7 separate regions of the Mus musculus genome follow, and regions 1, 2, 3, 5, 6 and 7 are each linked to region 4. A link is a loop called in an ENCODE intact Hi-C map of the cell type or tissue named here. Cell type or tissue: heart. All regions are shown on one strand.

What was found. A loop is a pair of places that touch in the nucleus more often than their neighbours do. Peaks named below come from ENCODE experiments on the same cell type or tissue, not always from the same donor. Only the 100,000 strongest peaks of a DNase experiment are listed, where the experiment ranks them.
Region 1: it touches region 4 in a loop (1.8-fold over the local background); 3 of 42 quality-filtered maps call a loop at or near these places.
Region 2: it touches region 4 in a loop (3-fold over the local background); 3 of 42 quality-filtered maps call a loop at or near these places.
Region 3: a loop joins it to region 4, with 2.0 times the contacts of the local background. A loop is called at or near these places in 4 of 42 quality-filtered maps.
Region 5: it touches region 4 in a loop (3-fold over the local background); 6 of 42 quality-filtered maps call a loop at or near these places.
Region 6: it touches region 4 in a loop (7-fold over the local background); 6 of 42 quality-filtered maps call a loop at or near these places.
Region 7: it touches region 4 in a loop (4-fold over the local background); 3 of 42 quality-filtered maps call a loop at or near these places.

The regions. Positions count from the first base shown.
Region 1 is chr5:64,625,022-64,629,021 of GRCm38, reverse strand. No RefSeq gene overlaps it. Among named protein-coding and RNA genes, the nearest start is that of Gm3716, 16 kb to the right of the region's middle. In heart, no CTCF peak of the experiment used is centred here; a DNase peak (open chromatin) is centred at 2,471; H3K27ac peaks cover 544 bases.
Region 2 is chr5:64,503,240-64,507,239 of GRCm38, reverse strand. Gm52815 (a long non-coding RNA gene) reads right to left here. Exons shown (of 3, transcript XR_003955927.1): 3 at 1,460-3,809. Among named protein-coding and RNA genes, the nearest start is that of Gm52815, 9.5 kb to the right of the region's middle. In heart, a CTCF peak has its summit at 1,812; DNase peaks (open chromatin) are centred at 859, 1,829 and 3,569; H3K4me3 peaks cover 1,517 bases; H3K27ac peaks cover 3,142 bases.
Region 3 is chr5:64,631,894-64,635,893 of GRCm38, reverse strand. No RefSeq gene overlaps it. Among named protein-coding and RNA genes, the nearest start is that of Gm3716, 23 kb to the right of the region's middle. In heart, no CTCF peak of the experiment used is centred here; a DNase peak (open chromatin) is centred at 1,703.
Region 4 is chr5:64,679,938-64,683,937 of GRCm38, reverse strand. No RefSeq gene overlaps it. Among named protein-coding and RNA genes, the nearest start is that of Gm26761, 17 kb to the left of the region's middle. In heart, a CTCF peak has its summit at 1,638 (motif pointing right); DNase peaks (open chromatin) are centred at 1,387 and 3,737; H3K27ac peaks cover 1,145 bases.
Region 5 is chr5:64,385,900-64,389,899 of GRCm38, reverse strand. Gm43837 (a long non-coding RNA gene) reads right to left here. Exons shown (of 3, transcript XR_003955925.1): 3 at 25-171. Among named protein-coding and RNA genes, the nearest start is that of Gm43837, 9.9 kb to the right of the region's middle. In heart, a CTCF peak has its summit at 1,710; DNase peaks (open chromatin) are centred at 379 and 2,699; H3K27ac peaks cover 979 bases.
Region 6 is chr5:64,810,233-64,814,232 of GRCm38, reverse strand. All of the region lies in intron 1 of Klf3 (Kruppel-like factor 3 (basic)), which reads right to left. Among named protein-coding and RNA genes, the nearest start is that of Gm38457, 3.1 kb to the right of the region's middle. In heart, no CTCF peak of the experiment used is centred here; DNase peaks (open chromatin) are centred at 1,502, 1,952, 2,502, 3,092 and 1 weaker place; H3K4me3 peaks cover 2,518 bases; H3K27ac peaks cover 3,005 bases.
Region 7 is chr5:64,597,878-64,601,877 of GRCm38, reverse strand. The region is part of intron 3 of Gm3716 (predicted gene 3716); the gene reads left to right. Among named protein-coding and RNA genes, the nearest start is that of Gm3716, 11 kb to the left of the region's middle. In heart, no CTCF peak of the experiment used is centred here; a DNase peak (open chromatin) is centred at 1,747; H3K4me3 peaks cover 997 bases; H3K27ac peaks cover 3,124 bases.

The sequences.
Region 1 (4,000 bases), 55 kb after region 4:
TAAAATTCTGATTTATTCATTTTCTCAGGGGACAAGGCTGTGCACGTCACAGCCTATGTGCAGATGTCAGGGGACATCTTTTGGGTGTTCCTTTCACTGTAAGGGTTCAGGGATCAAACTCAGGCAGCAGGCTTACTCTGCTAAGTCATCTCACCGGTCCCTGTTGCTGGAAACTGAAAAGGAAAGAGACCCTAGAGAACAAGGCTCATAGTGTCCCAGAGAGTGGAGCAGTTTCACAGAAAGACATCAGAACCTGAAACCATCTCTGTGACCTCCGCAGGAGAATAAAAACCAACACCCCTGCCTCATCTCTTCCTGCGATATCTGGCAGACAGGATTAATAAGAGAAAGAATATTTCCTTGGAATTTCACTCTAAGGGATCCTTCATAATTAAGTGGTGAGCCATTAATTAAAAATCTAATCAAAATAAGCTTTTACTGTACTCCTCCGAGGGAGCAGGTTTTCTGAGAACAAAGAGCTATGAAAACTCTGAGTTGCATATATAAAAATAGATAAATAAGTAAGTAGGTAATTCTCCCAATTTTCCAAATAGTTGGTGAATCTCTGAGCAGGGTCTTGCTGGTCAGGTCAGGTCCAGGTTTCCTTTGCCGAGTCCCTATGCAGAGATGGACTTCACAAAGGGCTAATGGTTCCCAGGCCCCTTCCTTTACATAGGCTCCTCCAGGGCCAAGGAAAGGGACCCCAAGATGTGTTGGCACTTGTCTCATGCAGGTCTGTTCAATACATTTATGAAGTTCTATTGGTGAGATCGTTTTATACCCTTCTTGCTTTAACGGTTTCCTTTGAAAGTCAAGTCAACACACTTAGATTTCCCCTGTGAATGCATCTCAAAGAAGGGTCTGGGATGGAAGATGAAGGCCAGCTAGAGCCATGTCACAGCCAAGAAGACATGGTGACAGTGTCCATGAGAATATGGACTGGGCAGAAAAACTGCAATGAAGCCAGGATAACTTGCTAGCAAATAGCACTGGATTGGCCTGGGCAACAAAGGCCTAGGGAGAATGTTTAAGTTGATTAAGAATTCAATTCTTGTTGATGTTTTGCTGTTAGCATAACATGGTGGTTTCACTAGGGCATCTCCTTGCCCTCTTCCCTATGATGCCCTCTTCCCTATGATGCACCCAGGAGTCTCTTTCTGGTCCCCTTTACCTTCCCAAATAGCACCCTACTTCTGCTTTCATGTCTCATGTATTCCATTACCGAAGGCTGGGGCTTAACTCAGGGTTCTTGGAGGCCTTTAGGGACTATGTGGGCACCTTAAAATTATCAATATATGCAAACTCTCTGTGTGTTTGTTTTCCAGCCTGAGGAATTCTACCCACAGAGCTCAAAACCCCTGGACATGATAAATGGTGGAATATGTAGACATCCCCTAGTCTACGAGGGGTGTCGCAATTCATAAGGAAGTGTGGCCTTCTTGATTGTCCTTCACCATCTCCAGTTTTCGTCCCCATCACCAGGCATGTCCCCTTAGTGTAGGAGTGGTTAGGAGGGGACGTGGAAGTCACCCAGGAGGGAAAACAGCACTCAGGTGGTCTCCTAGGTTCCCTCTATTTTCGGGTTGTTAGGTCCACATACAGCTCAATCCAACTTAAAGGATGGAGAGTAGTCAAGGACAGAAAGACTGACAGAAAGATGTTCCCTAGCATCCTCTGGGGATCTATCCCTGGGCGAGTTAAATTCACTGAGGAGCTTGGCCAAGTCTCTGACATATTGTGATTTTTTTTCTCCTATTCATAAAAACTAGAACCAAAGACTGAAAGCATGGTGGCAAAGAGTTCTTTTATTTATTACATTAATTTTCTTGTATGTGTGTGCAAGTATGTATTATGTACGTAAGTATGTATGTATGCTTGTATGTATGTATGTACATGTGTGCATACACCTATGGAGTATCTTCATTATGTAGCTTCCTCTGACAATCCACCTCTTTTCGCCTCCTCACACCTCCACAGCAGATTCTTTCCCAAAGAAACCAACGAATTCTTTCAGAAGAAACTTGGGTTCTTGCTATCGAGGAAGAACTTACTGCTGTTTCTGGTGTTTTTAAGGAAAGGTTGAAAAACAGTAGATAGGGGGCTCAGGAAGGAAAGAACTCTGACTACTCAGGAGCTAGAAGAGAGCTAAGCTACTCAACAGCCCTTGCAGAGATGGAACTGGAGCGGTCTTATACCCTGCGGGTGGCTGTCGAAGGTCCAGAGCCACGGCAAAGCCAGATTGAGAAGTGGACTGGGAAGAGAGACCCTTGGACTCCGCAGAAGGAGCAGGGAGTTCAACAGAGGGGTCAGGGTGTGGCATGGGATCAGAACCAGGTGCCTGCTGTGGTTTCCTCTGACACACCCTCCTGAGCCAGGTGCAGCCACTTCTCTGCCAGCACCTGCAGGACCTGGGCTGGCTGAGCCAAGACCGGGTCCCACCCCAGCGGGAGGTTTGCGAGGCGCTTCTTGCCAGAGGCAAGCGTTGGCTCCCAATCAAGCTCTTCTCTGTACTTCCCTTCCTGGTCTGCGCCCAGCCTGTACAGCCGCTCTGTGAGCCACCCCCACCTCCAGCTGCCTGCTCTCTTTACCTCAATCCAACCCAGACCTAACCTATTGCCTACAGACTCCAACGCTTCTTCCTCCAGGATGAGAGCTAGGGAGGATCTTGAGTTTCAACTCAAAAAGCATAGGGACAAAGCCGTGACACAGGCGACTAGGAGAATGGTTCTTTTTTTGCAATCTCATTCAAAATCCAAGAAGATAAAGAGTTGGGTGGGGGAGCCACTGGGTTCTTCAATCTTAACCACTCTTAGTCCCAGAAAAGGGAACTAAAAAGAATAGGGGTCTGCTAGGGTTCTGAGGGCACCTATCCCAAAGGCGCGCTTGCCCCAGTGATGTAAGTTTCTGATAGCGAGACTTCTCTCTCCCTGGCACTGGGAGTGTGTGCTAAATCCGGGCAAGGGTTAACCACTTCAGGAGATTAGATCAAGGTTGGGTTTAACTTTTACACAAGACGCTGGAGGGCATGTCTTAACTGTTGAGGTGCATTGTGAATTTAGAGTTTGGGTGTGGAAGCTCAGCCTCCTTGTTTTATAATCTACACAGGTGTGCAGGGGACTTCAAAGCCAGTGCCAGAAGGAGGTCGTTGGTGGTGGGGGGAGGGTTGGGGTGGGGATGGGGGCGTACAAGCAATAGCAATCCCACAGAGCAGCTGCTAATTCAGCTTTTGCCAGCCTGGCTTTGCCATTGATTTTGAAATCCCAGCATCTTTCTATAAGAGCCCTTCTCACTGAAGAAAATGGGGACTTTCCCATCCAACTGTGTGGTTTCAGATCTGAAAACCCTTCGCTAAAAGTGACTCTAGTAGAATGTTTGCCTAGGCAAATTCAGCAGGATATTAGGTTAGGTCACAGAGCCCACCACACTGGGTAATTCTGGGCCTGGCATGGCATCTTGTGGTAACACTAGCCATCAGCTGGAATTTCATAATGGAGAATATATGGAGCGTGTGGTCGGGTTAGCCTTGCTTCCATCCTGCAAACTCAATTACATTAGTGACTATGGCGTCCCCTTTTATGAGAGAGTGATGCTCTCTAATTGATCAATGTTCAGTAGGGCAAACACTTGGAGTTGTATTTTTTCCCCTCAATGTTATTGGGGTTGATAACTATTACCATACTGGGGGCAAACCCCTCCTTCCAAATGCTGCTGTGGAATTTTATTGAAAGCTGAGGGGGTGTTTATGCAGTTACCCTCTGGCTTCTTTTCCTCTTTAGTATTTTCAATGATTTGTGGCCCATGAATCACCGAAAATAAAGTTTTAAAACCCCCCAGAAACCAGTGGAAACACTTAGCACATTTCACACTAATTATACCCACCCCACTCCAGATCCCAAATGTTCATTGCTCTCAATTTGTCTACTTTTTTTCATTCGTTGACAATTTGGAAAGGTCCAGATTCAACTGCCTGTTCTGAGGGTAGGGTAACTGAAAGTCACTT
Region 2 (4,000 bases), 180 kb after region 4:
GGGCCACCATTTATCCATTTCTTTCTCTCTTCTCTTTTCTTTATTTCTGTCTTCTTCCTCCTCCTCTTCCTCCTCCTCCTCTTTCTTTTTCTCCTTTCTTACTCTTTGTTGAGACAGGTTTTTTTTTTTCTATGTAGCATTGGCTATCCTGGAACTTGCACTGGAGACCAGACTGGCCTTGAACTCACAGAGATCCAACCTTCCTCTGCCTTTAGAGTGCTGAGATTAAAGGAGCATGTTACCACTGCCTGGCCGTTTGTCCACTTCTATCTGGCTACCCCCATTACTTCTTTGCATTTGTTTGTTTGTTTGGTTTGGTTTTTTTGCATAGGGTTTCACTATGTAATACAACGTGGTGAATGACCAGAATCTTGATGGATCTTGGTGAATTCTTTGATGAATCTCCAAGAAATTCACGGGCTCTGCCATAATTCACGGGCTCTGCCATGTGAGTAGCACCTACAGGTGCCTGAGACCCAAGCCTGTACCATTGGAGAAGCCAGAACTAGCGCAGCTTCCAAGCCTTGAGGTGGTCTCAGGAAGTCAACGGGAGAAGTCCTGTGCTGCTTGCACTCAGGGTGGCCCTTTGTCCTGCTTGCTGAGTTCTCCTTTCTCAACAGAAGCCAGCAGCCAAGCCTGGCTCCTTCATGAGATTTTTTTTTCCTCCCTTGGATGCAGCAGAGACCTCTTTCTACAAGTCCCAGAACTGTTTTCCCGGCTTTACAAACGAGGAAGCATGAATCTCTGTAGAGAAGCCTGCAGCCACTGGTTCTAAATGTTGAAGGAGAAAAATGAATGTATTCTTAGCCTGGACCTGCTAAGGACAGACCATGCACTGACACTTCCTGCCGGGTGCACCTTTCCTCCTCTTGCACACATGCTCCCCCTGCTGCCGGAAGCTGGAAGTGCGCCCGTGGGTGGGGCTGCGAGGACCACCTTAGCCCATGTTAATGCCCGCGTCAAAAAATTCCAAAGGAGTGACCAAAGACGAAATCATAGTCTTAAGATTCTTCCAAAGGTTCCGAATAAAGCTTTTCTTTTTCCATATCAGACATAGGCTTTGTAATAAAGGATGAATGTACACCTCCGTACCCTTCCTTAAAGGGTTAAATGAACGCAAGGACTTCAGGGTTAGAGTCGGTCACAGTTCCAGGATTTGATGAGCCTCGGCTTCTTTACCTGTACTTTGAACACAGTGACATTGTGCATCTCACAGCATAATTGTGGAACACATCCATGAATAGGAGTGTGCTAAATGTTATAACATAAACAAAATTACTGTGTGCTGTCTCTTCTAACATCCTCTTTCCCTCTCCTGCCTCCCCCTCCTTTCCCTCTCCTTTCCTCTTCTTTCTATCCCAGCTCCTCTTTCTCTCCCATTTTTAAAAACATATTTAAGTGGACATTATTTTGAAGCAGCTTAACCCTCCCACACCCCAAAAGGAAGGAAGGCAAAGAAAGTTCAGCCACAAACCGGAAGTAACAGAAAAAAAAAAAAAAGCCAACCCGTATCTCTGGCAAAACAGTAAAAAAGTGAAAGAAAGAAAGGAAGAAAGAAAAAATAAAGCAGTTTTAGGCTTTCGGGAGATCAAGTTCTATTTAGCTAACATGGGTTGCCAGCCTGGCTTGACCCCCTAAGTAGGGGGTTTTAGAGATGACTGGATAATTCTTGACCTCCGTTTGACCTCATAAATAGGAATTCTCATTCGGCATTGTAGGAGCTCTGGAGCTAGTAGGTTCCTGCCTTTTTAAATGTAGGTCTCTCCTCCTTTTCGCCGGTGGCAGTGGGCGGGCATGGGCTCGCGGCAGGGAGGGGCCGCCACGCCTGCGCCCTCCTGGGAGCCGCCCTGCCCTGCTGCTGCTGCTGCTCCTGCGGGCAGCTCAGGGCCCCGCTGGCTCCCTCCCTTCCTCTAGCAGCTCTGCCACGTGGTAGATTGGCTACTTCTGGGAATGTGAGAAAGCACTCCAATGAGGGCCATACCAAGAACTTTACAGCTCTATAAATTGTGTTAAACTTTCCTTACAAGCGTCTGTTTAGAGGAGACGAACCCTTAGATATTCTCTATAGCACAAGAAAACAGGGGCGACGGGACCAATCAGGACAGTGCTGGCTGTTGTGCTTGCTTAGTTCTTGAAAATGTTATAGCATTCTTTTGTCTTTTCCTTCTTGGGGGGTGGGGGGTGGGGGAGCGGTTTAAGGTAAGGAGGGGAGGGTCTAAAAAAGATGCGGGTGAACATCACCTCACCAGCTTTCATGGAAGTTTCTGCCCTAGGACTGAGGAAGAAGACAGCAGCCTTTCTGGCCCTGAACTTCTCCAAGTAAAGTGCTTGGGGAAAGGGGACCTATGTCTCTCTTTAGAGTAGCCCAAGTATATGGTACAGTGACATGGAATCAAATAAACGCATTCTTAAGGTTGGATCTTGCCACGACTTAGGCTGTGTGTTTTGAAACCGCTTAGCCAATGACCTCCCACTGTGCATGTGCAATGGAAACCTCTGTGTGTGTGTGTGTGTGTGTGTGTGTGTGTGTGTGTGTGTGTGTGTGTGTTGACCATGCGCCTGTCAACAGGAGAAGTCAGCCTGTGGTATTGATGGGAAGAGTGAAGAGGGCAAGGCCACAGAGCTGGTTTCCTGGGAAGGCCAGCCTAGGTCAAGGTCTGAATGCCGTATTCGGTACCAGTGATGATGGGTCTGCCAGCAATCCTTCATGGTAAATTAAACAACTGGCATTTGAAAACATAAGTCAAAATAAACATTTAACCTATTTATTATGTATTTATTTTACAAATTACACTGGGTGTGTTTCCAATGCAAAAACACACACACACACACACACACACACACACACACACACTCGGGTACCCTCTTAAGTAGAGAGCACATTTTAAATTAAAATTTTATTTTAATAGGTCATTTATTTCTACAATTCAAAAGTCAAATTTTAGAACACACTGTACCTGAAAGGTCTTGCCTAAACCTCCCTCACATCATCTGATTTCTTCAGGTTCTTTTTTTCCTTCATCGATAACCATTTTTTTAAATGTTACTTGTTTATGAAATTCTTGTAGATTCAGAGCCTGACCGTAAGTTGAGTCGCACACGGTTATGTTTTGAATTGGGTCTCTTTAAGTGGTATCTGGCTGGCCTAAACAACCTGCCTCTTGCCGGGGACCCCCAGGGACCACCGAGGACCCAGGAGATGGGCTACAAGAAAGAGAACCTGAGAGTTGAAGCTGCTATAGGGGAATAGGGTGACTCCATATGTTCTTCAAGAATCCAGCCAGACGAGGCTGGTTCGTCGAGTGAGTCCTGGGATTCTTGCCTGCTACTGATGGGAGTTGCTGGCTAGCTTCACAGGGAAAAGCTGTCTCAGGGGAGCTGCAAGGAAGCCCGGGACAGGTACAGGTCAGATCACACAGATCCAGCCCTCCCACAGCTTAAGGGTTTGCTCGGAAGAAAGAACCCCATACAGAGCTGGACTCTCCAGAGGTTCTCCAGCTTGAACAAGGCCGATCAGCTGGCAGGCAGGGGTAGGCTGCAGAATCAGCTTTTTGTCTTGTTTGGACTTCTGCCAGGTCTGTTGCAACAAAGTGCAGCCAAGGGCAGAAGTTTCCCATTTTGGGGGTGATAGATGCTGGAAAGCTGAGAGTCTGTGCACGTCTGAGGCTTGAGAGTGATGATCTGTTCCAGAACTTTCTCCTTGCCTTGTACTTACTTGTCTGATTTCTGTGTCTTCACCCTTTTGTGTTTGTCTGGATTCCCAAGGCCCTGGACTAGGATCTACCCTAAGTGCTTCATTTTAACTTCACCTTTGTAAAAAGAAAACACAAAAGCACCACTTATGAACAAAGCTACATTCTTGAAACATTGTTCAAAAATTACTTATAAACAAAGCTACATTCTTGAAACATTGTTCAAAAATTTATAGAAACATCTTGCATGGAAGTGAGGATACTATTGTGGTTTGAGTGTGCCTCCCCCTCCCCCCCCCCCAATTTCA
Region 3 (4,000 bases), 48 kb after region 4:
ACTGATTCTACTACATGTTTGTGGGAAAACAAGGTTTGAGCTGATCTCATGCCAAACAAATGCCCAAATGAAAAATAAGACTTCATCGTTTTATAACCTGCCTTGTGGTAAATGTAAACTTTGTTCTAATGTAGCCAAGGACCTGGGGCCAAGTAGGGAAGCAGAGGGAGCAGGTGAGAGATTTTAGCAAACAGGCTTCCAAAGAGTGCCAAACCCCACAGATGGGACAGGAAGAACACCTGACTGAATGGGAGCCTGGTCTTACACAGAGTTTCTTTGTGTAGTTGTGAGTGTGTGTGTGTGTGTGTGTGTGTGTGTGTGTTCCTAGATCAAGACAGTCTGCTCTGCTTCTTGTATAAAACAGCCATTCTACTCTCAGTAAACATATCATTGCTAAACCAGGCAGTGGTGGCACATGCCTTTAATCCCAGCACTTGGAAGGCAGAGACAGGTGGATCTCTCAGTTTGAGGCCAGCTTGGTCTACAGAGTGAGTTTCAAGGACAAGTGGGGCTATACAAAGAAACCCTGTCTCAAAACAAAACAAAACAGAACAAAACACAGCAGTCCGTGGCTGCTTATGGGATGCTCCGCATCAAACCCAGAGTTTTGTGCATCTTGGGCAAATGCTGTACCAACCAAGTTAAATCTCCAGTATTTTTTGCATGTGCTTGCACATGTACTATGGCTCAATTCTCTCATGTGAGTCCCAGGCTGAATGGCAAACGCCTTAGCCTGCTGGACCATCTATCTGGCTGGCCCTTTTTCTACTTTAACCAATGTGTTTTGAAACGAAGCCTTTCAAGTGTTTCTCATGTGATCAGCGCTATGCTTGTCTCTTCATGGCTCAGGGTTCCTCTCTCACTGCCTGTTGCATGCGATTTTGAGAAGTATAAACTGTATTTTAGACAGAATATTCCATAAGCACTCATTTAATTGAGTAGATTGAAAGGGAAGTTCGTGACAGCTCTCTCTGTGCTCATTTCCTGCCAGTTGAACCTCTCAGCTACTGGTGGAGGGATAGTTTAGCTGCCAGCTCCACTCAAGAGATTGGCCTGCTTTTTGTGTTTCTTTCTTCTTTCTTTCTTTCTTTCTTTCTTTCTTTCTTTCTTTCTTTCTTTCTTTCTTTCTTTCTTTCTTTCTCTCTTTCTTCTCAGTCTGGAAGGTTCTTCTGATGCTCTGTGTATCCATCATTTTGTATTGACCTCTCATGCTATTTTCACATAATCAATTGGATGCACTGGATAATGGATAATATGCAAATTGAGGTCAGAGAAATATTTTGCTCAAGATCATCACAGCTAGGAAATGGCAGAGCATGGTTTTGGACCAGGTCTTTTTTAGGTCAAATCCATGTGGGTTACTAAACCCAGCAGGCACTAGAATGCTACAGTCCTGAAATTTTAACTACCAAAGAACGGGAAATGGGGTCTGAAACACATGTGTGTGAAACTTGTGTCACATGTATGTAATGATGCTTGTTTAAAATGTGAGGTAAAGGGAACAAAACCGTATCCGGCCTCCGGGGTCTGCCTGAATTGTATTGAGCAGTCAGCTGAGAGTTGAGATTCGGTGTAAGATGAGGTGTGTGTCTGTGTTATAGTCTCCTCTACTCAGATGTCGTTAGCTTCATGCTTATTGGTTCTCTTATCTTCTTTCTCAAGGAATCATCACAGCCCATCTGGAAGATCCATCAGTTCTAACGGGGCTGGGCCTGCCTCCAGGATGTGGGAGATTGGCTCCAGAGCTGACACAGGGCTGCTTCCCCCCCCCCCGCCCCCCCAGGATGGAGCTCTGGAGGGAAATTCTGAATTGTTTTCTTTTGGGGACAGTCAGGTGGGGGTGGGGAGAGGAAGATTGGGCCATTTATCTTCTATAGACATTGCCGAGATCCCAGCACTGGGGAGCCACATCACCCAAATCTCCAATTATGAACACCACAGTATTGTTTTTCCTTTAGCATCCAGATGTTGGAAGCTAGAAGATACCTTTGAAATCAGTGCTGCCTTGCTTTTGTCAAGGTTTTAGTTAGCACTAACACGCTATAAGATTCTGGCTGTATTTATGTCTAAACGCCTTCTGAAATATCCTATCATCTGGAGGCATGTCATATACATTAGTACGCTTGGATCCTCACTGTGAATAACCTGACTATCAAACTATTAATAAGCATAAAGTGTGGCCACCCAGCACACCTGGGACCTCCTCCACTGCCTATCCAGATAGCTTCCCGAGAGAGTAGAGTATAAGCATCCTCTACTATGCATTTTTCCAACAATCTTCTGAGCTCGCTTTAGGGTACCTGAAGTTCTACTGCAGGGGATGATGGTGGTGGTCGTCGTGTACTGGTTTTAACTAATAAAATGTGCTGATTTTTGTGTTTTTGAATTTATTTCTTTTAGATTTATGTATTGTGTTAGTGTGTGTGTGTGTGTGTGTGTGTGTGTGTGTGTGTGTATGAGAGAGAGGGAGAGGGAGAGAGAGAGAGAGAGAGAGAGAGAGAGAGAGAGAGAGAGATCAGAGGACAGCTTGATGAAGTGGAGTCTCTCTTCCTACAGTGTGCATCTGGGCATCAAACACAAGTACTTTTACTCTCTGGCCCCTAGCGAAAATCTTGACACGAAAATCCAATTGTACTCTCCTTGTTTGCGCTACCTTATAACTCAGATACCTTCGCATGGCTGGCTTATAGTTTGTAGGACCATGGTGAAAGTACAGGCCTCTTTGCTAAGACACATGAAGCTGGCCCTGCCTTCAGCGGTGACCGAGGCTTCTTAGACTGTTCTTACAGCACTGTCCCCATCTTAATGTCCCTGGACTGGGCCACATCCAGGAAGTAGGCTTTAGCTCTCGATGAGCTCTTAGTGGTGCTATTGGCTTATCATATTGCTAGAGTCATGGTGGTGGCCAAGTGACTGTATTGTGCTTCCAATGGTGACCACATGCTTGGCTGAGGCGGCTTAAGAGAGGAGCAGCTGATTTTGGCTCACAGTTCCAGGTGTACAGTCTATCAGAGTGGAGAAGAGGCATGGTGAAGCCATAGGCTTCAAGATCAGCCTTCCTATGATCTGCTTCCATGAGTGAGCCCCACCCACCCACCCACCCACTTTGGTTCTATAACTTCCCCAAGAGTGGCATCAGCTGGAGACCAAGTGTTCAAATACAAGAGGCTGTGGGGCACAGTTCACAGTCAGACTACACTGAAGCCGCACATGTTTTAAACAGCGCAGACTTAATTCGTAGAAAATAGTTGAATCAATTGTGTGGTAGTCTACCCCAATGACTTTCCAAATGACTAAAAACTAACATTTATTTTATTTTGATTATATGAAAGTGCTTGAAGAAGGAGAATGTTGGTGGGCAATGGCCTTGGCTCTGAGATCCTCTGCAAAGGCTAGAGGTAGTTTTAGGCAGGGAAACACATTTTCCCAACAAAGCCCCAGGGAAACACAAGCATCGGTCCAAGGAAAACATCATCTGCCAACATGGGATTTGGAAAGGGCGTGGCCTCATGAAGGAGGTTCCTGTGGGCAGGGTGCAGACCCAGCCAATAGTTGAGGCCAGAACCCAAGTCACAGGGTGAACTGGACAGGGAAGATTGCAGGCAGGCTGCTGAGACTTGCCCGAAACCAGCTATCTGACTCGGCCAGGATGGAGAATTGTGAGGGTCTCAGGAAAGCAGGGCAGGACCTGGGTGGGGTCAGACTCTCCGGAGAAACTCTGCAGAGCCTGCAGTTCACACTAACATTCTGCATGGTGGGACAGTGCATCGGGTATAGTCCCTAGCACTTGACCTGTAGGAAGGAATTCCCAAATGGGAGCATGTAGCTCATTCGGGGCATGTCAAGACAGATGACTAGTTCCACCCCAAGAGTTTTGATTCAGAAACTTGCTACTCCTTTCTGCTTTCTTCTAAAGCCCAGCCAAGGCTTTCTCTTGGGATGGGGAGTGAGGGGTGGTAGTAGAGGTTGGGGGTGGGAGGTCTGGACTTCTGGCAGGACA
Region 4 (4,000 bases):
TTATGAGGGCTTAGTCTTCTTAGTTTTCTGTGGGCGTGACAGAATAGCACAGGCCAAGCAACTTAGAAGTGAAATTTAGTTCTCAGGGTTTTTAGATTATTCAAGCAGTTGTGGAGAGACACAAAACAGAAAGAAAGGCTTGTGCTGACATTAGGTGGGACAACAGGGTACCTTTGTCATTCACACATGCGGATAGCCAAAATGCCTACAGAGGAGATGGGATGCAGCCCCTTGTTGAGATAGAAAAGACTTCTGTAGTCTGCACGAAAGGGAAGCTGGGAAGTGTAGTCTTTCAGTAGGAAACTATCTGCTGTGGCAGGGTGGAGACCAAGGCTAGAGGCTGCATCTGGAAAGGGCTTTCTTGTTGTATCAAGAGGAACATATACGAGTAGCTAGGATGCGGGGGCTGGGGGTGGGGCTCTTCCTCTTCTTATAAAGCCACTGGTCCCAGCACAGGGATCCTGCCTTATGGCTTCATCTAAGTCTGATCACTTCCCAAGAGACTTGTCCCCAGATATCACTACTATGTGGATTTCCAGGTTTTCAGCAGCATGAGCTTTGGGGGACACATTTAACTATGTATATGGTTTCCCTTGTAAAGACCTAGAATTAAAAACAAAAAACAAGTAAGACATAGGTTTTTTTATTTGCTTGTTGGTTCTTGGTTTTTTGAGGCAGGGTTGGTTTCTCTGTGTAACAAGCCCTGGCTGACCCAGATTCACTTTGTAAATCAGGACCATAGAGATCTGCCTGCCTCTGCCTCCTGAGTATTGGTATCAAAGACATGCAACACCAGTCCTGGCAAGATGTAGTTCTGAGTCTCAGGTCACACTGGCTATCTGGTAAGAAGGGCAAGTTACAAATACAAGATCCCCGGTAGGCACGATGGTGTGGTGTAAGCCCTTGGAGGCGTCACAGAAGACAGCCATGTGCCACATCCCCTGTTGCTGAGCCTGCATCACTGAGTACAGGGTCTGGGTGATGATCTGCCTCTCTGATGGTCTCCTGGCCTCCTGCTGAGTAGTGGTTCTCCTGTGCTAGATCTGTGGGTCCGTGGCCTTGTAAGGCTGAAGGACTCAGCCCAGCAGGACTTCCTGCTTGAGCTGCTCCACAGGCCATCTTGCTGCAGTTCTCTTTTACTCTTGGTCTGGAACCAGGAAGGGTAGCTGCTCCGTTTTCCTCCTCTGATAAAGCTGTTGATACCCATCCTGGCTCACTATGCAGCTGGGATGGGGCCAAGAAACCCATTAAGAGCTTCTAGTTGTCTTTAGGATAAAATCCAACCTTCCTCCAAGGCCGGCCCTAATCTTGATGGCTGTCTTCCCCGAACTGCCCCTACCATGGCTCTTTTGGACAGCTGCCAAACCCCATCCTGTGGTCTCTTCAGGTGCACCACCCACCCTTCAGGCTCTTCTCCAACCTTTGTACATTGTCTTCCTTGGGCCTAAAGTACTTTCCCTCCTAAGCTGTGCCTGCCAGATCTGTATCACGCTCCGGCCCTCGGCTTCTAGGTCATTTCCTTAGGCAAGTCCCTGCTGACCTCGGAGATAAGGTGGCTTCTAGATGACCCAGGACCTATCTCAGTCCCCATCAAATGTCAGAGAGAATGTTGTTCCCTTTCTTCCTGTCTGCTGTAACCTGCAGAGGGAGGGCACAGACCGCATCAGTTTGGCAGGCTTGGGGACAGCCTTTTGGGCCGATGAGCCGGATCGCCAACATGTGCAGGAAGGTGGGCTCAATGTCTAGTTCAGTGTTTCTGTCTAGAAAATGCTTATGTTTTGGACAAGGAACCCCCCACATAGCTTCATTCTGTACTGGGCCTCAGATATTATGCAGCTGATAAGTGGACTGGGAAATGAATTAGTGTACATAACATATTGTTTATATTCTATTTATACACGCATTAGTTCTTGTAGTATATTGAATCAAAAGGTGGGTCAGAAAGATCACCCGTTGAGTAAAGAAGCTGACAAGTGAGTTTGTTTGTTTGTTTGTTTACTTGAGAGGAAGGGTGTCTTCAGGCTGTCTTGGAAGTCTCTGTGGCACGGGCTGACCTTGACTTCACAGTGATCCACAAGCTTCTGTTTCCCATGTGCTGGGATTACAAGTGTGAGCCACCACAGCAATCTGGAGATGACCTGAGTTTGAGTCCACAGAGTGAGAGGAGAGAACGGACTCCCACAAACTGTCCTCTGACCTCCACACATGTTCCACAGAACCCACATGCCCCCCCCAACACACATACCAAATAAACATAAGTGTAAAATAAATAAATAAAAACAAGGCAATCTTTGAAAGAATTGTGTGCTGTCTGTTCTGTGAGATAGGTTTTCATTAAAAATTGCATTTTATGTGACCATAACCAAGTGTGTATCTGGAATGGTTTACTTAGTCTTAGCTCTCACTGAGAGTGTAAGTTGGGAATGAGGGGTGCCCAATCCTAGCCCTTGGGGAGTGGATGCAAGAAAGCTAGAAGGTTGAAGCAGGGGGATCACAAGTTGGAAGCTAACCCAGGTTACATAACAAGATCTTGTCTAAAACAAAACAAACAAAGCAACCACCACCGCTGTAAAAACCACACGGTCTGGGTGGCTACGACCCAACCAGCGTATTTCTCACATTCTGAGATGCTCAGGAAGAGCCAGGCATCGGTTGGGCTGATGATGTCAGCCTCCTCCTCACAGGTGGGACATTCTCCCTGGGTCTTTTCCTGGTGGGAGAGATGGCAGTGCCTCCTTTGGGCTTCATTTAGAAGGCTGTACTATCATGATTCAATCACTCCTAATACTGTAACCTCTGGGATCAGGATTTCAGTCTGTGTATTTGGGGGGTCATGGAGGACAGATGCACTCAGTCTATACAAGGGAGTCTTTTTTTTAAAAGGATCTTTGAGTTATCACCATCATGTCTAGTAGGGCAATGGCTGTCTTTAGCATCTATTTGTTTATTTATTTAGTATTTATTTATTTATGTACTTATTTTTATGTGTATGGGTCCTTTGCCTGCATGTTTGTCTTTATGACACATGCATGCTTGGTACCTGCTGAGACCAGAAGAGGTTGCCACACCTCCTGGAACTGGAGTTGCAGACATTTGTGAGCTGCCATGTGTGGGTGCTGGGAATCGAACCCAGATCCTCTGAAAGAGTCTCAAGTTCTCTTAACTATTGAATGGGTCCTCTCTTCAGCTCCCTGTCTTTACCATCTTTGGTCACATGGAGAAGGCAGTTTATTTTAGGGAGGAAGGGTCAACTGTGGATTCTAATGCAGTGGGTCCCAGAGCCTCTAGAACATGTGACAGGCTCATTTTCGTTCTCACTACTGTGCATCAGGAAGGGCCAGAACAAGGTCTGGCTGGCCTGATCTCTTCTCTGCAACTTCCCCGATTCCAGACTGGCTTCCCCGGTTCTAAAGCAGGCGTGGGAAAGGTTTCACACCACCTCCCACCTGTCTTTCCAGGAACTCAATTCTGCCAAGAAAGCCACTCCACTGAGGGACGAGTGGGGATGGGGGTGGGGTGGAGGTGGGGGAAGAATGTGGAAGCCACGCCCAGAGCCCCTAAGCTCACCGTTCTTTTATCTCTGTGTGTGACTGTCTTTGTCCTTGTAATAGCTCCTTCTCCTTGCCCACCACTCTCTCTTCATTTCTCTACTTAAGGCCTGGCCATCTTTAAGGAAGCTGAACTCTGCCTTCCCGGAGCTCCGTCACCCCCGCACCCTGCGTCCTGCACGGTCAGCGCTATCCACCCTGTGCATTCTCACAGTGGCCGACTTCCTGTGTCCTGGTGGCTGGGCGAGTATCATCTACTTCCTTGTTTGTTTTTCTGGGATTTTAGAGTTCTCCACGGGCCTGGCTTTGCCTCTTCAGTATCAAGAACATCTGGGACATGGTATATTAATAAGCGCCTGTAGAAGCGGTGGATGCTTAAGAGAACGAAGCTCTCTTTCCAAACAGTCTTTTCGGAATTAGGACGCTCCTTGGGTTTCACTGACTGCCCTGCA
Region 5 (4,000 bases), 290 kb after region 4:
CAGCCTTCATTGGCTCACCTCCGCACGATCCTTCCATCTTTGACCTTGCCCTTTCCAGTGTCTGGCACAGTGCCTAGGCTGTGGTAGTTGCTCAGAAAGGGCTCCCTTCTTTCCTCTCTCCAGCTCCGGGGCATCCTTCATGTTGACATGGGGACAGAATTGGAGTTGAGGCTGATAGGACAATAGGAGATGAGGAGGGAGGGTAAATAATGCATAGCACTGAACCCTCCCCCCCCCCCCACACCCTGGACCAAATACCAGCCTCACAATGCTGATCTTGGCAGGGGGCCCACCATCTACCAGACCCCCCCACCCCCGCAGGCCTCTGGGGTATGGCTAATTAAAGACACGCTTACTCATTTCATTCCCAAGTCACTATTTAAGGAAATAGAACCATGCCATTCCTCTAAGGCCTCTGACCTTAGATACTAGAGGCAAACAATGCCGGGGCTTGTCCAAGTGGCCATAAATGCAGAGCTGTTCAAAGAGCAATTGAGGGCCAGAAAGGGAGGACAGCACAGGCCACACAGCTGGGCCAGCTGCTGGATGGTCCCCTCCTTCCATTCTCCCCACTCTCTCCTCTTCCCCATCCCCTGCAGAAGCTAGTGGCAACCCTCCCACCCTGACACCCCCTCCCTACCACCTCCTCACAGTTAGCTCCTGGTTTTCTGAGCTCATTCAGACTCCTAGCTGACTCAGAGAAGCCTTAGTGATCTCCATGGATTTCAAGCAGGAGCAACTTGCAGCCTCTGGGATTTTTCAGGGTTTTTTGAGACTAAAGAAAAACATGGCTTTTGTATCTGTGTGTCGTGTATGTGCACATGTATGTTCATGTGTACATGTCTATCTATGCATGTAGGCAGAAGTCAGATAAGGACACCTGGGATCTTGTCCCATTACTCTCCTTTTTATTCCTCCTAGACAGGGTCTCTGAACCTGTGTCTGGACTGATGTATTGAGGATTGGTTCTAATGCTTTGATTTAATCAGGAATCTGTGTGTCCAAATGCTGAAGGACCTTGTCCCCAATTGGTTTTTGATTGATCAATAAAGATGCTAGCAGTCAATGGTTGGGCAAAAGGAGATGGACCGGGACACTTAGATTTGCGAGGGCTTGGGATAGAGAAGTGGAGACAGAGGATTGCCTGAGATGGCTTGAGATGAGTTGAGAGATGGCTCAGATTTAGAGCTGTGGCAGAGAGAGCCTCTGAGCAGTGTAAGAATTCTGGTAAGTGGCCACTGCCCACTTCCCTATTGGGCCTGGGGTAGCAGGCAAAGGCTTAGCACTGCCTAACCTTTGAGCTAATCACAGCATTTCAAAAACAAGCTAGTGTGTGTGTATCTTTCATTCGCCAATGAAAGAGTCCCTTGGTGGGTGACTGGAAGTGTGTGACCGGCCGGGAGCACAAAGTGGAATGGTATGTCTCTGCTTCTCCACCAGCCCCCTTCTCAGCATTGGGGTTAGAGGTGCACATAGAGCCATGCCTGGCTTTTTATGTGCATCATGGGATCCAATTCTGGTCTTTTAACGCTCTTGCTTATGGAGTCATGTGTTCAGTCCCCAAACACAAACTTTAATCAACACACTCTTGGCTGGGATCTGCCTATGTCAGATGTGGTATTGAGAAGGGAAGGGCAGAGAATGCAAAGCTTTCGATAGACTGTAGTGATCACTCAATAAAGGGCCTCCAGAGACTGCTCTCTGCTTCCTGCAGATGGAGCCTCTTGAGAACTTCCTCTGACAGCCATGAGCTCTGCAACTCCCTCCCTGCTGTGATGAGCTGAAACCTCTGAACCCGAGAACCAACATAAACTCTCCTCCACCATCTCTCTCCTCCACCATCTCTCTCCTCCACCATCTCTCTCCTCTACCATTTCTGTTGGAGATAGTGGTCAGAGTGATATTCAAGTAACAAACACAGAAAACAGATAGCAGAGAAGTAGGGTGACTTCTATGAACACCCCAAAGTCATCCTGCTTAGACTTTGGCAGATGATTTGTGGAAGGAATTTGGAAGTTTGGGGCAGTGGACTGGAGAAGCCCTGACATGCTGTGAATGTAATGGATGATTCTGGTCCAAATGTAGAAGACCCAGAATGCTGACAGAAACACGGATGGCAAAGGACAGGCTCAGAGGCTCCAGACAAGGACAGGGATTGTATAGGGAATTAGATCTCAAGTCATTTCTATTATATCTCCAGAAGGAATTTGTCTGTATTCTTTAAGGTCTTTAAATTTTGAAGTGAAGCTGGGTTTTTCTGTTGTTTTGTTTCCAAGGCAGGGTTTGTCTGTGTAGCCCCCACTGTTCTGGAACTCACTTTGCAGGTCAGGTTGGCCTCGAACTCAGAGATCTGCCTGCCTCTGCCTCCTGAGTGCTGGGACTAAAGGTGTGCACCACCAATCCAGCTTTGAAGCTGGTTTTTAAAAGAGTGAGCCAATTTATTTGGTTGAAAAAATTCCAAGTCTTCACAGCATTCAGGCTGGTACAGGGCCATTTTTGGCTGCTTTTAGTCAGGAAACTCCGAGCAGGAAAATTTGGGAAAACATGCAGTTTGAGAGAGAAAAACAAAAAACACAAAACACAAACTTACCTAAAGTTGGAGGTAAAACCAGTATAGACAAAGCAGCTAATCTGTTAAACAGATTAGCATCCTTCAAGAAGCTGCTTGCAGCACTAGGAAATGGGAGTGGAAGTGAGACCCCGCCCTGCTCTACGGTGTGAAAGTACAGACTCATTGAAAGAATTTCCTTTGTAAGAGAGAATGAAAAACATGCCTTCCTAAACAGGGTCTTCCAGAACTGATACACATGTACACACAGAGACTGTAACAATACAAACAAGACCTGCATAGTTACAAATCAGACAAGAGCCCAGGATGGAGAAAGGGAAGTGGAGGAGTCCACTCCTGACCAATCCTAACCATCAAACTAGTTGCAAACAAAACTCCTGGGAACGGGAAAATCCGTGTTCTTCAATGGAGAGATGCACAGATGTATCAACCTCACTCCAGGGTAGACTCCATGCCCAGGAGTAGTCGACTAACACAAAGTAGACTCTGTGCTTGATTGTATGTGAGTTGCATTATTTTATTTGGTATTTTTTTCTTACTGGTTTTCCTTTCTTTTCCTGTCTTTTCTTTTCTTTTTTGGTTTGTTTGTCTGTTTTGATTTTCTCTTTCATTTTTCTTTTTCTTATGAGAGAAAAGACGTGAAGCTGTGTAGAGTAGGGAGATGGGGAGGAGATGGGAGAAGTTGGGGGAAAGGAAAATGTATGATCGAAATGTATGGATAAAAACAATTTTAAAGAAAGTTTTAAAGCCCTCCTAGAAAAGCACTGACTAGAAGTATTTTCTTTGGTACAACAAAGTGGGCTCTCAGAAGCTGCGTATGCCTAGGGGCTATGTGTGTCTGACACTGTACAAGTGTGTGTGCACTCAGGGCTGCGTGTGCCTGATGCTGCCTGAGAAACTACAGGATTTAATGGTCATCATGCCAGGTTTCAGTCTTGCTTTGATCCTATCTTTTTTTGCTGCCCTCTTGTTTCTTTTAGAATGGCAGCATTCAGCCTATGTCCTCTTATACGCCATTTCAGTTTTGATTGAATGGCTCACAGCCCGGAGTTTTCTCTTGGGCCTCAGAAGAGACACTGGACTCTGGAACAACGTTGAGACTATTAAGACTACAGGAATTCTTAAAATTAGACACGATGCAGCTCTAGTCACGAGATGCCCACGAGCCTTTGGGTCCAGTGGTAGAATATTGCGGCTTGACTCTGAAGTGCCCCCACAGGCTCAGGCTTTGAGAGCTCATTCCCCATGTGGTGGTTCTATCCTGGGAGGCTGTGGAATGGGAAGTGGAGCTTTGCTAGCGGAAGGAGGTCATTTAAGTCAGACCTCAGAAGATAGCCCAGCCTCTAGCCCTGGCCCACTGTGACGTGAAGGGTCTTCCATCACATGCTCCGGCTGCGGTGGGCTCTCACATGTCTGCCCCACTCTGAAACC
Region 6 (4,000 bases), 130 kb before region 4:
GAAAACGGAGCACACCAACACACATCGGATTGCCTGTGCAAAAACAACAGCAGCAATTCTTCTGTACCAACTACCCTGGCCATTGCTTTGGGCTTTATGGTTTCTGGTGAGGAACCAGGGAAGAGGGGTACAACTCTTGGCAGAATAGCTGGCCTAGCACCACAAGGCCCTGCCTGGGTTCAATCCCTCCTACTTGAATTAAAGTTAATATTTAAATCAGGATAGAATGAGAAGAGAACTACCACTGTGCCTTCCACGTAACTAACACGTAAGCTAAGACCTGTAAGAACTGGGATCTTTAAACTTGGTTTGCAGTCGCTGTTATCCAGGGACAGTGCTCTGCAGTTATCGTTATCCTTTTTTTAAAGCTCGTTTTTCTTCTTTTAAAACAGAGTCTCACTATATAGCCTCGGCTGACCTAGAGCTCTACCTGCCTTCCAAGTGTTGGATTGCCAGGTGCATACTACCACATCTCCTTCATTTTTCAAAAGGGATTCTGAAACCAAAGACGCAAGTCTTTTACTTACCACCCTAGCAGCAATTCTAAAGAGAACCAGTAGGTGGCGCACGAAAACAGGCTTTGGAGCCTTAAGACGCTGGCAGAAGATTGGCGTTGTACGCCAGCCTTGGGGTCTTTAAAACCTTGTGGGTTTTAACCAAGCTGAGGAATCTTACTAACCACTTTATGTAGGCATTGCAGAAATGAGAAAGCCTCGAATGTGGTTGTTTCTTTACATCTTAGTTCTGTTTAGCTAAACACTCTCAATCTGAATTAGGCAATGCCAGGGGGAAAAAAAAACGGCACGGGGGGGCAAAACTTGTTTTGTTTTGTTTTTTTTTTTTTTTTTTTTTAGAAGTTACTGAGGTGCTTTAAAAAACCAACAATATAGGAAAAACCAGTTTTCCCCCAAATAATTTCCCATAATGGGGACAACTGGGTTATTTTGTGGGGAAGGGCTAGTCAAACCGAATTTTCATTGAAAAGTGATGTGCCTTCGGGAGCCCTCCCCTCTTCTACTTTTGACTGCAGATTATCAAACCAAGGGTCAGGTTTCTGTCAGCATGTAACTGTAGAAGTATATATTAGAAGCCTGGAGAATCATTTAGGCGACTTCTAGAAATGATACAGCTCTTACAGTCTGTGAGGCTCCCGGTACAACTACTTCCTAAGGGAGGCAATGAATGGAGGTGGAGGCTAACTAGAGCCAAGAGTTCTGTTTGCTGAGGACAAAGCAAGACTTGCCTGACATTCCCTCTCCTCTCTTCAGGCCTGACCCTAAGGCTTGCCCCAATTACCTGCTCCCTTCAAAGGGGAACCTCAGCCAGGTGTCCAGAGAACAGACTACTTAGACAACCCAACAAGCAACAATCGCCAGCACCTTCTTCACGCTCCCAAGCGAATTTTCAAAAGAGGAAGTAAGTATGTTGCTAGTCCCCACCCTCACTCTCCAAAGGAACTGACAGGGTAAAGATCTGAGCTCGCTGTGGATCTTGGCCAGGAGGGCAAGCGCCGTCCCTGGAGCTGAACTTCCTTTGTCGAGAACCCTTTCTTTACATTTCCTTAGCAAACTTTCTGAGCGCTCCCTGTGACCGGTACTACAGGAAGTACCATGCAATGGCCTGACCAGAAACGCAGAGGGGCAGGCACCCTAAGCCAGGCTTGCTTAGCGGGGCTGGCACCTACCTTGGAAGGGTGCCCACTTTTCACACCACCCAAGGACTCACCCACCTCACTCTTCCACTGTTGACCTGAACAGAATTCCACCGGATATTTCCGAATCTGTGCCTCTCATCAATTATTTCTGCATTAACGTGTTTTGTAAAAGGGAGAGGTTCATTGCTTGGCTTCAGATGGGATGCAATGACCCAGGGAGCCGGCGATCCGCCCTCCCCTCTCCGTGAACAAGCCACCCAATTTTACTTTTCTGCCTCCACCCATCGGCTCCACCCCATGGAGAGTTGCCAGGGCGAGTCCAACTTGTCCAAACAGGACATAGCTTCAGATAAGATTCTGCCCACACCCAGTACTTCGGAAAGACCAAGTGAAGCAATTGATTTTACATGTAAATAAGGACAGGTGGAGAGGCAGGGACGGGGCAGACTCTCTCCAGCTTTCCAACCCCCCCCCCCCAAACCCTCCCCCGAGAGCGCCGGTAGGGCTGCGGAGACCCAAATGTATATTACTCTCCAGGCCGGCTCTGACGTTCAAGGGCACCTGGTTGGTACTTGGGTTACACATTTGTTTTTCCTCCTTTATGCTCGCTGACAATTCTGTGTTTCAGTTTTAAGGGCAAGCCACCCAAGATCAATTGAAAAATACCCACAATGTCTTAGTCCTGCTGTGTACACAGCTCCAAAGGCCTCGCCTAAGCCCTCCCGGTTCTCCTCGGTGAGGCCTTACATAATCAAATCCAGAAAGGCTGCGTGAGGCCACGGGGCCTCTCATCTGCCTGGCTCACTAGGTGCCCTCCCTATCACTGGAGACCCACCTCACTCCACCCTGCTGGGCCTCCACCCATGGGGCCCCACCCTGCAGGGAGTGGGAAGGCTGGGAGGGACCCGACTGGCTCCAAGCTGAAGCCAGTTCCTGGAAATTCCACCCTGAACCAAGGATGGCTGGAACCTTAAAAATAACCAGAAAGAACTGTCAGGGTGGTGTAGTTCCCAGTGCATGAAGTCTCTCTAAACTTTACCTCAGAGGACTGCACCTTCCATACAAAACTGTGCGGGGGGGGGGGGGGGGGAGGTGCCCTCCCCTTCCAGAGTAAACACAAACCAGAAAGCACTTGCAACCTTGGCTGGGCAACATGGCTCCAGTCCAGCCCAAGCCTCCTCCTCCTCCCTCCAGTCCCTGTTCTAAGAGGTTGCCCCTCCTTAACTCCCATTTGCCTTATTTTCTCGTCTTTCACCATGGAAACCTAAGGTCATCTGTGAAGTCTGCCCCACCCCTTTTCTCTCCATTTCCACCACAGCCTCTGGGACCAGATCCTCAGGTCTCCCGCTGAAGGGGATGGGGGGTGGGGTGCGGGGGAGGGGGGAGTGGGGGAGAAGTAACGCAGGCCAACCCCTTTGCCAGCAGTCCCTTCCTCATCTGGTCCCTCCTCCAAGGGAGCCTGGGACTGCCAGCGTAGGGTGGTTAGCTGCTTGTGCCAGTCACCAGCTTCCTAAACAGCCCAGGCTCCCCAAGGGGCCCTGACTCCCCCTCCCCAGCGCCAAGCTTTTGTTCGTTTCTGGCCCCGATGCTGGGCAACAGTGTGGTATGCCCCCTCCCCTTCCGGCTTATCTAAATCCTCCTAATTCTTCAAAGACCTGCTCAAGGCTCTCCCCACCCTACAGTGGCCAGCAGACTGCTCCCCACTCCATCCAGGTTGGCCTCTTACCTCGACAAGCTAGAAGGATGTGTCTTCTACCCCTACCAATAGGGTCCAGGCAGGTCCCTTCCCTGACACCTTATAGAAGGCTCAGAAGGGATACTGAAAACAAAGTAGTTTCTGTGCTAGGCCCAGGGGAAGTAACAACAAGACAAGCAACCCCTCCCCACCAATAATAATAATTAATTACAAGTGACCAAGCCTTGAGAAGGACTTCTGCAGCTGAAATGTTCCTCAACAGGTTCCAAGGAGGAGGAAGGGCCCAGCCCTATAGGAAATTAGTGATCAAAACTTCCTTTTAAAAGTTACTGCCCCAACCTTAGCCTGGCCTAGATAGGAGTCTTTCCCACCATCATCCTAAAACAACTTTTCCCCCCTTACCCACTCATGGAGGTCTTTTAAATAAGCCCAGTAGCAAGGGCTTTGAAGCTCTACAAGAGAATGGTAAGCGGGTAGGGGACAGAGAGAATGAATGGTAAGAGGGTAGGGGACAGGAGCCAGCTGTGGTTGATAGTTTTTCTTGTTTTCTATCGATGGTACTTCTGCCTGGTGAGGGGGCACGTGCTGGTATTCCCTGTTCCTAGGAGGGATAAGCAGGACTGCTACAACTCCGTTACTACCCTGGGCTA
Region 7 (4,000 bases), 82 kb after region 4:
CAAGCCAGAAGTGGTGGGCTTGAGAGCAAACTTCTCCCTCCAGAGCTGCGGCAGGACAGGGTTGACCTTGAAAGGTCAGGGGTCACCTGTGGCCGTCTGTCTGCACCCCACACTGCTGCACGCCAGTGGGGGCTGCACCCATGAGATGAAGGAGAACAGTTTGGCCATCTGGTCAGGGCTGCATCTTTCCCCTGCCTCCACACAAAGTGGTAGCTGACGTTGCTGCTTCCCATAACCCATGATGTTCACAGACGAAACTCAGAAGCCCCTGGTCACTCTCAGGCCTGTTCTTGTGATTGAGCCAGTTATCTCGAGGAACAAGAGGAGAGGCGTGCGTTTGTAGATAATCTCTTGTTTAGGGTGAGGCTTATTGTCTAGATTAATGTGTAGAGTCGGTTGGTACCGTTGACATTTTCACTGACAGATCTTACTTGTTAAGAGCTTAAGGGTGTGTGTGTGTATGATGTGTAGCTAAGTGATAGGAATGGAGAGAGAGTTCTAAAATACGCATAGATAGAAACCATACATGTTAAACATGAGTGTGTGATATGATCATATACACAAGGATACATATACTCCCATATAATATGTCTAGATTCAGAGTTCCAGGAAACTTAAGAATAAATGTGCTCTTCATTAAACCCCAGATTCCCATTTTAACTTCTATTTTTTTCCCAGAGATTTATTTATCTCTATTTTATGTGTGTATGTGTGCCTGCATGTATGTCTGTGCATGTGCAGAGTGCCCATGGATGCCAAAAGGCATAAGATGCCCTAGGACTGGAGTTAGATGGTTGTTAGTGTCAGTGTAGGTGCTGGGTACTGAGCCCAGGTTCTTCAGGAGAGCAGTCAGCAGCTCTCAACTGCTGAGCCGTCTCTCTTTTTATTTTAGAGGAGACCCATGTAGCTAAGCATATTACCAGCACTTGGGAGCAAGACTATGAGTTCAAGGACAGTCCAGGTTACACATGGAGTATAAAGCCGGGGGAGGGGGAGGGGAGACAGAGACAGAATGTGAATATGAGATGCATTACTTAGTTCTTAGTTGATTAGCTGAGACCATACTTACAGGCCTTTGTTTTTATTTTTAACCCTTTCCATGGACTTTTGCACACATATAACCATTCATTTGTGCAGGTTTTATCCAGCCAGTTTTTAAGAAAGACGTTTCGACCATATGGCTTTTAACTGTTCTTCCTCAAACTCTGTCTGGTATGCTGATATTCCCAGGGGGCTGGGTTTAGCTTATCCGTCCCCCTTCTTCTGAGCTGACACTGGGTGGTCCTCCAGCCGTGTCTGTCCTTGGGGTATCAGCAGCAGCTCTGGTTTGTGTATTTCACACATTCCCCTTCTCTACCCCAGTCCAGGAAGCGAGATCCCACCCTTGGCTTCCTTTAAAGCAGTTGATTATTTTTCCACAGAGATGGCATCCGTGCGTTATCTCACCTGGACATCAGATCTATGTCCAGATGGGCAAGCAACCTTTTATTTGTTATTATTTTAGATTTTTTCATCTTTAATTTATTAGATCTTAATTTTAGATCTTTAAGGATGTGATCTGCTACCTTAGCATCCCCCCACCCCCACCCCCGACCAGCTTGGGGAGCAGAAACCTTCACAGGCTTCACAATCGTCTGCTTCCTGCCTTGCTCACGAAGCCTGAGCAGCCGCCAATGAGGGTCTTAGACATTTGCTCCCTCGGTAGCTCAGCCCAGATGGTTTGTTTTCATTCAGCGTTTCTACTTCCGGTTTCTGATTCTTGGCCGTTACATCAGCAAGCAGCGCACCCGTAGAATCTGAGTGTATGTAGGGTTCTCGCTTTAGCATGTCTTCCAGCTGGCCCCTTTTGTGTTTCTTCTGTAGAGAACAGCTCTTTTTCTCTTGAGGAAAGGAAGGAAGATTTTGCAGTAAGAAGCTGGAAAAACTCCCCACCGAGTCCTGAGTAGCGGGGCCCTCTCTGAGTGCTGTGCCACTCAACCTGAAAGGCAAGGGCTGGTTGCCCCCAAAGGAAAGCTAGAGAAGAGAGAAACCCAGGCTTTTTAAAGGTTGATTTCTATTTCCTCTGCCCTGAACTGGAGGGCAGAAGACTGCAGTTTTCATCATAAATTAGACTTCATTTAATAAGTGCTCGCATGGATCTTAGCCTATGTACAAGACATGACTGCTTTGCAAGCTCCTCACGTTAATTCCATGTCAGAGTTACCTTCAAGAATAGTGCCAATCTCTGTATTTTACAGATGAGCAAACACCCATAGCTGAGTGACTCTGGACTCACACAGAGTCAATCAATCATATGACAGGAACGGAGTTGGGAGACCAGGTATATTATGTTGGTCAGACCCTATACCCTAGCTGCTATCTGCTACACTAGGGAGGGCAAATGGTCACCAATCTTTTATTTCCGTAAGGGACAGTCAGTGTCTCCAGAACAAACATCATATTTATTTTGTCTTTGTTCACAACAGATTTGATTTAAAAGAAAAAAAAAAAAAAAAAGGCCCACAAGAATCCACAAGGCCACATGCTGTGCTCCTGATCAGATGTCCCATGGGAGTCTTTCCTCTCTCAGGCAGGATCAGGTGGGCTGGCTTCATGGTTCAGGGCACGCTGGCAGTGTTTGTGTCACTTTGCAACTGTGTGATTCTTGTCATTCCCCTTTTAAGTGTGTCGTAAGCTTGGTGGCTTTTTGTTTTGTTTTGTTTTGTTTTTCATCTGTCTGCAAACCCCATTAATGCTTTGAGAGTCACACCCTTTTCAACCAAACATACTCAGATGCCGCACATAAGTTAGAAAGTGACCTTTACCCATGAAAAGGATTTTGAATCACAGGAAGTTCACTATCCTAGGCAAGGAAAAAAGACATTCATCTTTTTTTCCAATGTAAATCATTTCCTATGAAGTGCACTCTGACTCTAATGAAGTTCTTTAAGTGGGGACTAGGAAGATTCCAGAAAGATTAGAGAATCACATTTGTCCTGGTCTCCAATTTCCTCTGAAGAAGTCTGCAGGGTGGAGAGGCAGGTGGAGGTTGAGAGTCCTCAGAGGAAATGGCCAAGGGTGTTCTGGGTAGTTAGTTAGTACTGATTGGATGTCAGCATGGGCTGGACTCCTGGTAGCAAGGTTCCAGAGTTCGGACTGGGTTCCATTCGTGGACCTTGACATCAACGTAGAAAGAAATAGAAAACTAAAAATAGAAAACAAAACCTCACTGAGCAAGGCACAGAGTTAAAGCTGTATGGCTTTGTGAGACTCTTCTTTAAAGGTAAATGTATAAGTGACGTATGGACTGAGCTGAGATAAAATTTATTTCTCACCATGTATTATGTTCTAAAGCAGTGGTTCCCAACCATCCTAAGGCTAAAACCCTTTAATTAATAAATGAAATAAAAATAAATTAATAAAACACATGTTGTGGTGACCCCACAATCATAAAAATATTTTCATTGCTACTTCATAACTGTAATTTTGCTACTGTTATGAATCGTAATGTAAATACCTATGTTTTCTGATGGTCTTAGGTGACCTCTTTAAAAGGGTCATTTGACCCCCAAAGGAATCACAACCCACAGGTTAAGAACTGCCGTTTTAGAGAGTCTGTACAAAGCTACTCTACGAATAAACCTGCCACAGGCATACTCTCTCCCTTCTGAGAACTTAAACTGTAAAGCAAATGATCGTTCTGAAGACTCTAAAAAACATGTAGGGATTTTATCTATATGACCTGGAGAGTAGCAGAGAGGTTGTCTTTGTCAGGGTTTGTGCAGGATTCCTGGACAAACATCATGACCAAAAAGCACGTTTATGAAGGAAAGGATTTATCCAGCCTACACTTCCACATTGTTGTTCATCATCAAAGAAAGTCAGGACTGGAACTTAAGCAGGTCAGGAAGCAGAAGCTGATGCAGAGGCCATGGAGGAATGCTACTTACTGGCTTGCTCCCCGCTGGCTTGTTCAGCTTGCTTTCTTATAGAACCCAAGACTACCAGCCCAGGGATGGCA